Regions from separate parts of the Homo sapiens genome. Here region 2 is linked to region 1. The links are chromatin loops, found by intact Hi-C in ENCODE. Cell type or tissue: GM12878. All regions are shown on one strand.

Region 1 (8,000 bases):
TTGTGGGTTTGTAATGTATGTCCTTTATTGTTTTGAGGTGTGTTCCTTCTACACCCAGTTTGTTGAGACGTTTTGTCATAAAGGAATGTTGAATTTTGTCAAATACTTTTTCGGCATCTATTGAAAAGATCACATGGTTTTTGTCCTTGATTCTGTTAATATGACATATCATATTTATTGATTTGCATATGTTTTATCATTCTGGCATCCCTGGGATGAATTCCGTGTAATCATGGTGAATGATCTTTTCAGTGTGTTGTTGTATTTGGTTTGCTAGTATTTGGTTGGGTTCTTAATTTATGTTTAACAGGAATATTGGCCTGTAGTTTTCTTTATTTGTTGTTTCATAGTCTGGTTTTGATATCAGGGTAATACTAGCCTCATAGAATGAGTTTGGAAGTGTTCCCTCCTCTGTAATTAATTGAAATAATTTGATTAGACTTGCTATTCATTCTTCTTTAAAAATATCTGGTATAATGCAGCAGTGAAGTCATCAGGTACTGGCTTTTCTTCTTTTTCTTTTTCTTTCTTTTTTTTTTGACAGGATCTTGTTCTGTTGCCTGGACTGGAGTGTGGTGGTGCAATCCCAGCCCACTGCTTACTTGACCTCCTAGCTCAAGTAATCCTCTTACCTCAGCCTCCCAAATAGCTGAGACCACAGGTACACACCACCACATCTGGCTAATTTTTATTTATTTACTGTTTTGCAGAGATGGGGGTCTCCCTATACTGTGGGGTTTTCTTTGAAGGGAGATTTTTTATTATTACTTCAATCTCATTATTCATTATAGGTCTATTCTTGTTTTCTATTTCTTCATGCTTCAATCTTGGTAAGTTGTATGTCTCCAGAAATTTCTTTCTTTCTTTTAAGTTTTCCAATTTGTTGGCATATAGTTGTTTACAATAGTCTCTAATGATCCTTTGTATTTCTGTGGTATCAATTGTTATGTCTCCTTTTTCATTTCTGATTTTATTTGGGTCTTCTCTCTTTTTAGTTGGTCTAGTAAAGATTTGTTTGTCTTTTGTATTTATTTTAGTTTCAACTTCATTTATTTCTGCTTTGATCTCTATTATTTCTTTTCTTCTACCAATTTTAGGTTTGGCTTGTTGTTTTTGCTTTCCTAGCTTTGAGAAGTACCACGTTAGGTTGTTGTTGTTTTTTTTTAAATGTTTCTACTTTTTTGTTGTAGGTGTTTATTGCTATAAACGTTTCTCTTAGCAATATGTTGCTGTATGTCATAGATTTTAGTATGTCATGTATTTTTTTCAAGAATTTTTAAATTTTTCTTTTTAATGTCGTTATTGACCCATTGATTGTTCAGGGGCATGTTGTTTATTTTCCATGTATTTATATATATAGTTTCCAAAAGTTCATTCTGTTATTGATTTCTAGTTTTATTCCATTGTGGAATAAAATATACTTCATAGGGTTTCGACATTTTTGAATTTATTGACACTTGTTTTGTGGCCTAATGTATTGTTTATCCTGGAGACTGTTTCATGTGATGATGAGAAGAATTTGTATTCTGCAGCAGTTGGATGAAATGTTCTGCAAATGTCAGTGAGGTCCAGGCAGTCTAGAGTGTAGTTTAACTTCAGTGTTTAATTGTTGATTTTCTGTTTGGATGATCTGGCCATTACTGAGAATGGAATGTTGAAGACCCCTACTAGTATTGTATTGCAGTCTATATTTCTCTTTATATCTATGAATTTTTGCTTTACATATTTGGATGGTCCACTGTTGGGTGAATATATATTTATAATTGTTATGTCCTCTTGCTGAATTGACCCCTTTATTATTATAGAATAACATTCTTTGTCTCTTTTTACAGTCTTTGACTTGAAGTCTATCTTATCTGATATAAACATAGCTACTCCTGCTCTTTTTTGGTTTTTATTTATCTGGAATATCTTCTTCCATCCCTTTACTTTTAGTCTAGTATGACTTTGTAGGTGAAGTGAGTTTCTAGTTAGCATCATACAGTTAGATCTTATTTTATTTCTTTTATTTTTTTTGAGGCAGAGTTTTGCTCTGTCACCCAGGCTGGAGTACAGTGGCTTGATCTCAGTTCACTGCAACCTCCACCTCCCAGGTTCAAGCGATTCTTCTGCCTCAGCCTCCCAAGTAGCTGGGATTACAGGCACCCGCCTGTACACCCAGCTAATTTTTGTATTTCTAATAGAGACAGGGTTTCACCATGTTGTCCATGCTGGTCTTGAACTCCTGTTTTTTTAAGTCTTGTTTTTTTAATCCATTTAGACACTCTTATGTCTTTTAATTGGAGAATTTAGGACATTTACATTCAATACTATTACTGATAAAGACTTACTGCTACCATTTTGTTACTTGTTATCTGGTTGTTTTGTAAGTGCTCTCTTTCTTCCTTTTTGATTAAGTAATTTTTTCTGGTAGTATGTTTTAATTCATTGCTTTATATTTTTAATATATATAATATATATACAATATTATATATATTATATATAATATATACATATTATATATTATATATATATAATATATAATATGTATATATTATATATAATATATATAATATATAATATATTATATATTATATAAATTTAAATATATATATTTTAATTTATGATTTTCATGAGGCTTATAAAATATTTTATAGCTATAACACTTTATTTTAAACAGATAACTACTTAGTTTTGACCATAGAGAGAAGAAAGTAACAAACAATGGAAAAACTGAAACACTCCGTACTTTAACTTCATTCCCCTGACATTTTGATTTTTTCTTGTCTCAATTTACACCTTCTTATATTGTCTATTTCTTTAAAGGTGTCTGTAGTTACTATTTTCATAAACGTGTCTTTTTTTTTTTCTTTTTTTTTTGAGATTGAGTCTCACTCTCTTGCCCAGGCTGCAGTGCAGTGGCGCGATCTTGGCTCACTGCAAGCTCTGCCTCCTGGGTTCGCACCATTCTCCTGCCTCAGCCTCCTGAGTAGCTGGGACTACAGGCGCCCACCACCACGCCCAGCTAATAAATGTGTCTTATAGTCTTTATGTTAGAGATATGAGTAGATTACACATCACATTTATAGTATTAGAGTATTCTGAATTTATGTACTTACATTTAAACTTCAAGTTTGTTTGTTTGTTTGTCTTTTGCATGTTAGCATTCTTTCCTTTCAGATTTAAGAGCTCCCTTTAACATTTCTTATAATATGGGTCTAGTAATGATGCATTTCCTCAGCTTTTGTTTGTCTAGAAAAGACTTTTTCTCTCCTTCATGTTTGAAGGAAAGTTTTGCTAGGTATAGTATTCTCAGTTTGCAGTTTTTTTCCCTTCAGCACTTTGAATCTGTTATTCCACTCCCTCCTGATCTATATGGTTTTTGTTGAGAAGTCTGTTGCCAGATGAATTGGAGCTGCTTTATATGTTATTTGCTTCTTTTCTCTTGCTGCTTTTAGGATTCTCTTTGTCCTTGACCTTTGAGAGTTTGATTATTATATCATTTGGCTTGTCTTATTTGGGATGAATATATTTGGTGTTCTGTGACCTCTTGTACCTAGATATTAACATATTTCTCTAGGTTTAGTAGGTTTTCCATTTTATTCCTTTAAATAGGCATTCTACTCTTTGCTCTTTCTCAATTCTCTCTTGAACACCAGTGAATCTTAGATTTGCTCTTCCACGGTGTATCTCTCTCTCTCTCTCTCTCTCTCTATACATATATATATATATATATATATATATATATGTATAAAATCTTTCAGGCTGTCTTTATTCCTTTCATTCTGTTTTTTTTTCCCTCTGACTATATCTTGGCTTACTGCAACCTCCGCTTCTTGGATTCAAGTATTTCTTGTGCCTCAGCTACCCAAGTAGCTGGAATTACAGGCATGTGCCACCGTGCCTGTCTAATTTTTTTAGTGAGACGGGGTTTCACCATGTTGGCCAGGCTGGTCTCTAACTCCTAGGCTGAAGTGATCTGCCTGCCTCAGTCTCCCAGAGTGCTGGTATTATAGGCATGAGCCACTGTGCCTGGCTAATCTCACTGATTCTTTCTTCTGCTTGATCTATTTCTTTTTTGGAGAGCCTCTGTAGTTTTTTTAAGTTCAACAAATGTATTTCTCAGTTCCAGGGTTTCAAATCTGTTTGCCATTTGATTTTTAAAAACTTTCATCTGTTTTTTTTTTTTTTTGAGACAGAGTCTGGCTCTGTCACCCAGGCTGGAGTGCAGTGGTGTGATCTCAGCTCACTGCAACCTCTGCCTCCTGGGTTCAAGAAATTCTGCTGCCTCAGCCTCCTGTGTAGCTGGGATTACAGGTGTGCACCACCATGCCTGGCTAATTTTTGTATTTTTAGTAGAAATGGAGTTTCACTGTGTTGGCCATGCTGGTCTCAAACTCCTGACCTCAAATGATCTGCCCACCTTGGCCTTCCAAAGTATTGGGATTACAGGCGTGAGCCAATGTGCCCGGCCAAACTTTAATCTCTTTATTAAATTTCTCTGATAAATTTATCAGTTGCTTTTTCTGTGCTGTTTTAGAGTTCATGAATTTTCTTAAAACTGCTATTTTGAATTCTTGATCTTAGAGCTCACGTATCACCATCTCACCACGATGTTGATCACCAGCTCCTTGCTTTGTTCATTTGGGGAGATCATAGTTTCCTGTTTGCTCTTGTTCCTTGTGGATATATATCTATGTTTTTGCAATGAAGGATCAGTTTATCTTCAGTGTCTCGCTTGTTGGACTTTCTAGGTTGTATGTTTGCTTAGAAGTTCTTTGCAATTGTCTGTGATTCCCCTTAATCCTAGATTGCTGCCTCATTTTCAGCACTAGATGGCACCTTAAGCCCAGAATTTCCTCAGCTCTGGCAAATGTTTGCAGTACTACACATCTCAGATGGTAGGGTTCTTAGAGGGGATACCTCAGCTGTGTGGAAAGGCTGGCTAGGGGTTTATACCCAGATGACCTGTGGCATCTGCTTCCTCTAGCATGGTGCTGCTGTACATCCACACTGATTTGGTGTCTCCTTCGACTGAAATGAGGAGTAGTTTTACAGGCTGGAGTTTCTAATTCCACTCCCCTTTTTGTCTCTAGCTGCCCTCAGGCGGTTTTCTCCCTCCAGGCACTAGTGGTGCTTCCTGTGGGTTTAGGCAGGAATGATTTTTCTGCAAGGGAACCCAGGATGGTGGGGAAGCTGGCTATCCACCTCAATCTCACTTTTTCCAGAGTAGAACAAATGAGATTGGGAGGAATTTTCTGTGCATGATGCCTGGCAGATTGGGGCACGGACATTGCAGATAGAGAACTTTCTTTCTTTTTATAGTCTGCTCAGAGTTTTTCACTTCTCTGTCTCCCAACTATCATTTCAGCCTCAGATTTGGCTTCTAAAATGTTGCTGGTGTTAATCTGTGCTCCAGATATTTGCTTTTGGTTCTCTGTGGGGAGAGCAAAGGCAGACTGCTTCTACTCTGCCATTTTGTTGATATCCAGAATTGTATTTTTTTTTTTTTAGTATATACTTTAAGTTCTGGGATACACGTGCAGAACGTGCAGGTTTGTTACATAGGTTTACATGTGCCATGGTGGTTTGCTGCACCCATCAACCCGTCATCTAGGTTTTAAGTCCCGCATGCATTAGATATTTGTCCTAATGCTATCCCTCCCTTTGCCTCCCACCCCCTCCCCCCGCTGACAGGCCATGGTATGTGATGAGAATTGTATTTTTTTCTTTTTATTTATTATTTAGCTTCTTTTACGATAACTCTTTTGAAACAGTTTCACTCTTCCTGTACTCTCAATCACTTCACTTTCTACAGATAATCTGCCTCCTACTTTTTAACAAATTTGAGGTCATCTTGATGAGTTCTTGAACCTCCCCTCCTTCAAAATTTTGTTTTGAATATTTCTGTTTTTCTTCCATCTCTCTTCCATCTTATCTCAGAGGAAGAGACTGACTTTCAGACAGAAGGTTAACTATTCTACCTTTTAAAAAAATCTCCACTAAGTTATTATTACTTCTCAGTTCCCTTTATTCTCTTTTGCATCTTTAATATTTTCGTCACAGGCTTTTCCTTTTTCTAAGAGTATGCTTAGATTTCTCCCCTAAAATTCTGCCTGTTTACTCTACTTTTCAAACTATTATTTCATTTTCTTTTTACTGCAAACTTATCAAAAGTAACCCATGCTTGCTTCTTTCATTTCTCATGTTTAAACTGAGTCTTATTGTCATCACTCTCCCCAAAGTTTTCTCTTAAATACCAACTAATTATAAAATCCTTTGTCCTTCTTTTCACTTCTGATCTTCCATGATCTCTCTATGGCACTTGACACTACCCTTGTTTTCTCTTTTCTTAATTCTGCCCTCTCTTGGCTATGTGGAATTATTCTCTCCTGGATATTTTCATTCTCCTACCTGTTTGATTATTTCTTCTGTCCCTTCTTCACTAGTACTTTTTCTTTTCTTTTTTTTTCTTTTTTTTGAAACAAGGTCTCACTGTGTTGCCCAGCCTGGTTTTTAACAAATTCCTGGGCTCAAGCATTCCACCCGCCTCTTCCTCCCAAAGTGCTGGGATTACAGGCATGAACCACCGCACCCAGCCATCATCATTACTTTTTCTTATTCCACTTACTAAATATAAAAGTTTCTAAGATTTTTGCCCTTGTTTCTTTTCTTTCTAAAATCTGCACTTGGTGATCTCATCTTTTCTCACAGCGTCCATCATCATTTCTGTTCAACTCTGAATCTATATATTTTTCTCCATATTTCTCCTACATATCTTAATCTATGTTTAAAAGCCAAAGTTAAATTTATCATCTTCTAAAAAAAACTCTTATCTCTTCACCTTTAAGTCTCCCAGTGACTCACCAAAGTCATATATGGATCATTCCTCTTAATCACCTGTCATTAGGACTATGCAGTAAGTTCTCTCTCTCTCTCAATCTATTTATATACACTTCTACCAGATTGTCTCCTAATGCATAGTTTTTATTATGTAGTTTGCCTACTCAGAAACTTTTAATGATTTATTACAAAGTAAAGTTGAACTCCTTTGTCTAGTGTAAAAAGTCCTCTGTAATTCTCAAAATATATTTTAGAATTACCTGCATTAGAATTGCCTGAGATACAGGGTACCATACTAGATTGTCAAGGATCTTCTGTGGCTCAGGGATTTGCCTTCTTAACCAGTTTTTACGTGATTGTAAAGCTTATTGGCTTCTGCTTCATGATTTTCCTTTGTTTTCTACACCTCCCTTACATAATATCACTCGGTTTCACGTAATCTACATTTCTGCAATTTCAATCTTGTAAATTAAATTACTTGTCATTACTACATTGAATTACTTGCCATTTCATCATATTGACCTGATTGTGTACCATGCTTTCAAATGTACCTGCTCTAACTGTTTCCTCTGTGGAATACCCCCTCTTCTAGGCTGTTTTATCTATCAGGATTAATTTCAATACTCCATCCTATTCAAGCTTTTCTTGGCCTGAGCTGGAAGTGAGTTTCCCTTCCTCTGAGTATTTTATGGCTGTTTTATGGGACTTTTCTTAATTATTATAATCAGTTGCTTACAACAAGCCTTTTGTTTTTTTAACCATTAAGACTGTAAGCTCCTTGAGTTCTGTTATCATGTGAGGTTTACATTTTTGTATCCCCCATAGATATATAAACGTAAGCTTAGAGGCCTGGAACATAGATGATAGTAGATATTCAATAACTTTCTTAAAATAATAGACTAATTGGTAATTGATCTGTGTACCAAATAGATAGATGGGTGAATATATGGTAATCTTATTCTACCTCATAAAATCTTACTCATTTTTCCTATAGTGAAAAGTAAAAAAAAATCTGGAGTTGCTTGCTATTATGAGTTGAAGGGATTATATTTCAGGGAAACTCACTAAGACTTTCCATAAAAAGTTAAGATTAAAAATGCTGATTTCTCTATCTAGTTCAGGCAAAGAGGTGAAATAAGAATTTTCTAGGTATATTTGCAGTCCTGAAGTTCTATTCA
Region 2 (8,000 bases), 130 kb after region 1:
AGCCTCCAGAACTGTAAGAAGATAAATTTCTGTTAAGCCACTCAGTCTGTGGTATTTGGTTATGGCAGCCCAAGCTGACTAAACAACATGGCCCTAAGATTAAAAGGTAACAGTGAAAAGTCTTTCTCCTTGCCTCTTTCTCAAATGATTATATCCTTCCCTACCTTTTAAACAGTAGGCAGCATATTAATGAATGACTTTCTGATGGACCGTGACTAATGTGTCTATCAGTAATACAATGGAATCTAATAGGCTGTAGTAGAATGATGTCCTTATGACCAGGAGACATGCAGGGCTTTGAACTATTACCCTTTTTTATTCTCACACTGTGGTAACTTTCTATTTCTGAATTTTTAAAAATAGTTTTTAAGATTTTTTTCTCCATCAGTTATCAGCTATTACTGGGGCTATGAATGTGCTTCACACTAGCATCTGCCCCACTTATTGCTGATTACCAACTTTGTTAAAATTGTTTCTTTTTTAAAAATCTTTATTTTATTTTATTTTAAGTTCCAGGATACATGTTTAGGATGTGCAGGTTTGTTATATAGGTAAACATGTGCCATGGCAGTTTGCTGCACCTACCAACCCATCACCTGGATATTAAGCCTCAAATTCGTTAGCTTTTTATCCTGATGCTCTCCCTCCCCCTTGCCCTGCACCCCACAAAAGACCCTAGTGTGTGTCGTTCTCCTCTTTGTGTCCATTGTTCTCATTGTTCAGCTTCCACTTATAAGTGAGAGCATGTGGTGTTTGGTTTGCTGTTCTGCGTTAGTTTGCTGAGGATAATGGCTTCCAGCTCCATCCATGTCTTTGCAAAGGACATGATCTCATTCCTTTTTATGGCTGCATAGTATTCCATGGTATATATGTATCACTTTTCTTTATCTAGTCTATCATTGATGGGCATTTGGGTTGATTCCTAAAATTGTTTCTAAAGTAGAAGTCAGTAAGATCTAAGTGACAGCCAAGCTTTTCTGTATGAGATAAGCACATGGGCTTTGATTTCTCTTTTACTGTTTCAGAAGTCATTTTTTTTTATTGTTTTTTAGTTTCTGGCTATGTTCCGGTAGTTGAGATTGCCAGAGATGTGATTTGCAGTTAGCATTTTGTATTCATAACTGACTGTTCCTCCTCTATAATTTCACAGTCTAAAATGTCCTGGCTTTGTCAGGAGGTGGCATCAGTTTGCCTAGTAGCTTACAGTTATGGACCTTGCATTGTTTGCCTTTGAGAGTTTCAAAAATGTCCACCTATTCTCAACCCATCAGTTTCATATATCTGCCCAGATGATTTGATATCCAAACAGAAAACTATTTGTAGCAATATACTTCAAATTAAACAAGAAGCCCCCTTACTTATACGTGAGCTTTTCCATTACACATGGATGTGATGTTCTCTGGAAAGGTGTACGGTGGGCAGTGCTCAGGCTGAGGACTAAACTGTGAGAGCCCTATGAGAGTGGTTACATGAACCACTGCTTGCTGAGCATCATCATATCATAGATTAAAACTAGGCAAATGAAGACCACTCTCCATTATTCTCTCCCGGTCCAGAAAAGGAGCAGCAGCTTTCTTGCTCCTTAGTCTAAACCATACAATAAAATATAACCATTTCCCCATATTTTTAGTCCATTTGGGAGAATCAGCCAGGCCTGGATGTGCCTTTGGTTCTTTTACATGAGTCTGGAGTCTGACAGATGTGAGTTCAAATCTTGATTCCAGCACTTACTGGCCACATGACTGTATCGAAGTTTCTTAATGTCTCTACACCTTGCTTTTTTATATGTAAAATAGGAATATTCTTAGTATCTATCTCATAGGGCTGTTGTTAGGATTAAATGAGGTGATATATGTGAAGAATTTCTTGGAACCTTTTGGCATGAAGACCAATTTATGATATATTAACTATTTATGGGCTACTTTAAAAATTGAGATTTGGGATATATTTAAGTCCCTTAGAAAGAATGTATATCCATACAAATTAAATTACCTACATTATTTAATAGAAGAATGTCAGTGAGAAAATGGCATGCTCATTATCCCCAGCAATTTTTCTATGAGGGCACAACTCTAATCTTTCATTGTGGAACTAGCGTGTGAGTCAAAAGGGATCCACAGATCATGGGATGCTCAATGTTGGAACACAACACTAATACCTGATGGATAATTTGACTGATTAGAATGACCTATCACTTATCATCATCAATAAATCACAGCATGTGAAACCATACTGCATACCTTGAATATTATTGCTTCAACTCTCATTCTCCTCTCATAGCACAAAGCATTTTGCTTAACAACAGCCACATTCTTATTAAAGTGAGCCCACAGGAAATGTTTGAAAATGGTACCCTAAGACCAGAATCACATGAAAGTTTGTTAAAATGCAGATTTTTGAGGCTGGGCTGGCTCTGAGAGTAGGAATTATTAAGACTGCAAATGATGACAAATTTACAGAATTATTGCCCTGAAATGTACAGAGGTAGGCTTTTTAGCCTCTTTCTTGAGTTTTCTGGTTTTTTTCTTGTGCATATTCTCCAATAAGAAAGCAGTTAATCTAGAACAGTGATTTCAAACCCCAGCTCCCACCTGCTTTGTGATTGCACATTGGGAGTCTGATTTCAAAGGTGTGCAGTGAAGCTTGGATCATTCTAATATTTCTCCAGAAATCACGATTCTGACAATCCTGATTTTATCAAAGCTCTATAAGTGCTAAATAGTTTTTCTGAATAGAAGACAAATATCTTTCCCTTGTTAATCCTTTTATTAAAAGATACATAACAGTATGTTTTATCCTACTCTAGCCTTACATGAAAACCTAACCCCAAGCCTGTATATGATATAGTATTTGACATTTTGAATAAATAATGGAACATCTGGAATCTTCAAAATCAACTTAGAAATTTCAGTTTTGCACAAATCTCTTAATACTCTAGGATCTGGATAAACAAATTACATTCCCTATGCTGAGTTAAATCAGATTAATGAAACATTATAAGTATCTCAGTGTAATACTCCAGATTTGATGTAATCTGTGACCACCCCACCTCTCAGACATATAGCTTTAGAGAGGCACAGTCCCCTTTGCCTGAGAGAACCCATCTTTTTCCCACACTGTCATCCTCCGTGGCTATCACAACTGGCTCACTTATTTTTTAAGTTAAATTATTTGTCTTCCATGTAGTTGGAGGAAGTCAATTATCTTAAAAACTTCAGTGGCTTCTTGTTGGTTTTCTTCAAATGTGACACCCACATGAGGACAAAGAAAGCTTCTCCAAAGGTCCTGATGAAGGTGGAGCAGTTTTAAAATTACCCAGGGCTCAGTACTCAACTTCTCAGTGGGAAGCAGATGTCCGTCCTGTAAGAGGAAACTCCAATATTCAACAAGTGTTGTGAGTCCAAAGTCCCAGGACTCAAAGAATACACTTAGCACTTTGCCTGAAGTCATGTATGGGAAACCAAACACTTACTTTAGTACCTGCAACATTATAGGATAAAGGTCATACTAGCAGGTGATGAATATCATGCCTTAGGAACTCCAAGCAGACAACGATTTTCTGTACTTTGCTTTAGAGGTGAGAGCCGCATTGGAGGCTCAGGGAAAGTGACATACAGAAGACAACAGCTGCGTTTTGGTTGGAGGTGATTTGAAGCTGTTTGTTATTTCACATGGCAGGGATGAGGAAAAATGGGTGGAGGGGAGGAAGGTCTACTTGTTTATTTTCCATCTCCTGTGGAGTATTTGACATCTGGAAGTTCCAATTAGCATTTTTAAAGTTGTGTTTCAGATCACCCTTATGATTTTCAATTGGCATTAATCTGAGATGCCCCAGATGATCTTTTACACTTTCGTTAAACATTGTGATGATGCCTTTATAACTTCTTCAAATAGCTGAACCACTGGCCAAATTTTGAAAAGCAGATCATCAATCCAGAAAGTGTGACACTGTGTTCACACAACCAAGGATTGCAAATGATGCAATTTTAGCACCATATTCTTCATCTAAGACAACTTACCAGAATCCTTTGCATAAATTAATAGTTAAGGTTCTTTTTATAATTCTCTAGTGATCCACTAGTGCACCTTCTCTAGTGACTGACTATGCGCAGACATCAGTATCTACATAGAGTCTAATCAAGTTGTCCAGTTGATATGCTGAGATCCCTGGAAAAAACCAGGAATCTTCAGAAAAGCATTAGTTACCTCTAGAAGTGCTATTTCTTCCACTTTCTTTCTCATGTTACCAAATAGTTTCGCATTAGCTCTAAAGGAGGTAATCTACTTACTCTATCAGGTCCCTTATCTGTATTATCTGTGGCAAAATAATTCTGCTGACTTTGCTCTGAATAATTACCAAGAGCTCACTTAACATGGCTATAATTCTCTCCCCATCTGACTGAGGAATGTTCTTAAACTCCCTCAATCATTCCAGCCCACATTCTTTCAGTATAGCAACAGCGTGTCTGTAACTTTTGTTTCCTTTAATTCAGGATCATCAGAGTGGGTATAAAACAATGACCACCTTTCACAGAATGAACTATACTTACAGTGTTTAATATATATTATCTCATTTGATCCTTAGGACAAAAAGTTATATACATATATGTGTATCTATAAATGTATGTATTTATCGCTTTTTATAGGTAGTATTGAAACCACAGTTCAAGGGCAGTAGCCCAAGATTACTCCACTAGTGAGCAATAAACTTGGGATTTTAAACACAGGCTTTGGTTTCAAAAGTCAATTTTTTTAAGGCTCATAAAATAATTCTTTGGCTTAGCAAAGCCCCTTGCTTATTTATATATACCACTTTAAACATATTAAGTATATTAGTTAGAAACATTTTGAATACTAGTGACAAAAAAAAGTAACTCAAGCTAGTTTAGTAAAAAATGGAAATTTATCAGTTCAGTTGTCTGCAGGAGAAAGCAGGGGTGTGGCTGAGCACAGGCCCATGGAGCTAGGGACTCTTGTTCTCTCAGGCCTCTCTTTCTCTCCCTCTTTTTCTTTCCTTTTCTTTTGCACACCACCTCCCCATTCCCCGCTTTTTTTTTCCAGACAAGCTTCTTTACATAATGAGAAGCAAAACCTTCAGCAACATCTCTAGCTGGTTTGGGTTAGATGCCCATCTCTGGACTCATCAATTGTGGCCAAAACAACGGGGCCCTATCGTGTAAAGCCCCCTTTAGAACCTCCGCATGTCTAGAATCAGGGAGAGACGAGATTCCCCAAAGAGGGAGGTTAACATTCCCAGAAGGAGGGAATTATATGATTTCAACTTATATTCTCATATGGATAGAAATGCATTTACCACACTCCTAATGTAAATCAGAATTTCTGATTTTCTGATGCTCTAACCACATTTCCTAATGCTACATTGCACCCAGCACAATGTCTGGCACCCAGAGATGTTCAACTGCTATTCTTCAAAGTATAAATACATTTCACCCATTTTTACTTTCATTCTACTGCTTCATTAAAAATATTTTGTATTTCCTTACATTCCATCTGGAAGTCTATAACTTAGTACCTGTGTAATAAGGGATTTGGCACTATCACCTCTCTAAAATAACATGTTAAAATGGTAAGCATTCTATGGTTTTCTTGGGGAGACTTTTTTTTTTTTTTTCTTTGAGACGGAGTCTTGCTCTGTCGCTCAGGCTGGAGTGCAGTGGTACAATCTCGGCTCACTGCAACCTCCACTTCCCTGGCTCAAGCAATTCCCCTGCCTCAGCCTCCCGAGTAGCTGGATTACAGGCGCACGTCACCACACCCGGCTAATTTTTTTGTATTTTTAGTAGAGAAGGGGCCTCACCGTGTTGGCCACACATGAACTCCTGACCTCAGGCAATCCACCAGCCTCGGCCTCCCAAAGTGCTGGGATTACAGGCGTGAGCCTCCGCGCCCGGCCAGGGAGACATATTTATATGTAAAAAGCAAATGTATCTTGTCATTGGATGCTCATCCACAAGAGTCACAAACCCCATTCTAACACCAGCTTTGTGGTTTACTAAGTGATATCAATTTCCCAGCGTGGCAGATGACAATGTGTGTATGTAACTTGAATAAAAGCCAGGGCAAAGAGTTGAAACCAGCCTCATTGTCTGGGTATTACTGGAAGTTCTTGTTATCACGGCAGAGGAAATCAAGGATGCGGACACTCCAAAGGTGAGGTTAGAGCAGAAGTTTAATAAGCGAAAGGAAGAAAGCTCTCGGGAGCAGAGAGGGGTCCCAGAAAGATGGGTTGCCATTTTACAATGAAATGCAAGGGTTTTTATAGACAAGCTGGTGGGGAGGGTGTTTCATTTACATAAGGCTCAAATTTCTGACAGTTCCCACCCCACTTTTTCTAGTGCTCATGCGGGCTCCTTAGTCTGAGTTACTCCATGTTGCCTATCTCTTCCCACTGCGCATGTGTGAAAAAGGCCAGGAGGCGGGACCCTCTACAGTGGACGCTCCTGGTCCAGGGTAGCTCGTCTTATCAGTGCTGCTGCAGGCACTCCCTGCTGTGCAAACCTCCTTGTCTGAGTATTTCCAAGAAGGGAGAGGACTGTGCTTACTGGGGCCCACTGTATGTCTGTATGTCACACAGGAGGCCCCTTTCTGTGTTAGAAGCTGCTTTTTTGTTAGAAGGGAATTCTACTTAGGACCCTTGCCCTATCTGCCTAGTTGATTTCTTTCTCTCTCCTCTCACAGAGTGTCACAGAAAGAACTCCAATCCATCAAGCAAAAGTAATTAACAGCAATTCAAATCTTTATTGGACTCTTAGAAAATAAACAAGGAGATCTAATTTGTAGCTCCCACATAGATTTTTGTCTCCACTCCTGTTGTTTTTAATTAATTCAATAATATTTACTAAATGTCTCCTATGTGTCAGACGTGCTTCCAGTGCCCATAGAGCCTGCATGTCTCCACTCCCCGAGTTCCCCTCTCCACTCCTTGGATTCAACTCTCAACTTCAAACTGAGTTTTGAAGTCAGTCAGGAGTGGGGGAGGGCGGTTTTTTTTTTTTTTTTTTTTTTTTTGAGACGGAGTTTTGCTCTTGACACCCAAGCTTGAGTACAATCACGCGATCTTGGCTCACTGCAACCTCCTCCTCCCGGGTTCAAGAAATTCTCCTGCCTCAGCCTCCCAAGTAGCCAGGATTACAGGCGCCTGCCACTACTCCTGGGTTCACTTTTTTTTTTTTTGTAATTTTAGTAAGACGAGGTTTCGCCATGCTGGCCAGGCTGATCTTGAACTCCTGACCTCAGGTGATCCACCCGCCTCTGCCTCCCAAAGTGCTGGGAGTACAGGCGTGAGCCACTGCGCCTGGCCGGGAGGGTGGCTCTTGACTTACAGGGCCTCCCCTCCCCTCCAAGGTCTTCTTTAATTCTGCACATTATTTTAATTATTTCTAACAAGTACCTTGATCTTCATTTGTGAAATCTAGTGACCCAAAGGCAGCTCCCAACCTCCCTGGGAGTTGATAGGGGTGGGGTTGGGAAGAGAGGGGAGAGAGGAAGAGCTGCTCTTCCCAAGAAGGGTTTTTGTTTTGTTTTGTGTTTATTTGTTTTGGCTTTTGGTTTTTAGTAGATGGGGGATGTACACGTGAGAGGTGAGGGAGAGAGCAGACTGCAAACCCTGTAACTGATCCATGTATTATCTGTTCTTTTAACTGAGTAACATGCTTTTCAAAAGTGTTTTTCCATGTTTCAGAGACAGAAAAGGGGAGAAAAAGAAGAAGAAAAGGGAGAGGAAAAGGTAAAAGAAAAGAAGAGAATGAATTGCAGCTGAGGAAGTGGAAGAGCGAGAAGCGCTTCCAGATACCAGGTAACCTCTTTCTTTGACTCCTGATTTGCCACTCATCTCCCTAAATGCCTTAATGACCTGTCACACAGGTGACTCACATGAAGGCCACATGGTGTATGTTTCTCTTACCCCTGTCTGCTATTGAAGACATAGGATTTAGTTTTGGGAAGATGTGTGCTGGAGAAATAAAAAGCAGACACAGTGG

What was found. A loop is a pair of places that touch in the nucleus more often than their neighbours do. Peaks named below come from ENCODE experiments on the same cell type or tissue, not always from the same donor. Only the 100,000 strongest peaks of a DNase experiment are listed, where the experiment ranks them.
Region 2: it touches region 1 in a loop (3-fold over the local background); 2 of 110 quality-filtered maps call a loop at or near these places.

The regions. Positions count from the first base shown.
Region 1 is chr1:75,903,993-75,911,992 of GRCh38, forward strand. The region is part of intron 19 of MSH4 (mutS homolog 4); the gene reads left to right. Among named protein-coding and RNA genes, the nearest start is that of ASB17, 24 kb to the right of the region's middle. In GM12878, a CTCF peak has its summit at 4,804 (motif pointing right); a DNase peak (open chromatin) is centred at 4,939.
Region 2 is chr1:76,034,083-76,042,082 of GRCh38, forward strand. It overlaps LOC124904200, which reads left to right and starts at 7,282. Exons shown (of 5, transcript XR_007066173.1): 1 at 7,282-7,601; 2 at 7,703-7,816. In GM12878, no CTCF peak of the experiment used is centred here; no DNase peak of the experiment used is centred here; H3K27me3 peaks cover 158 bases.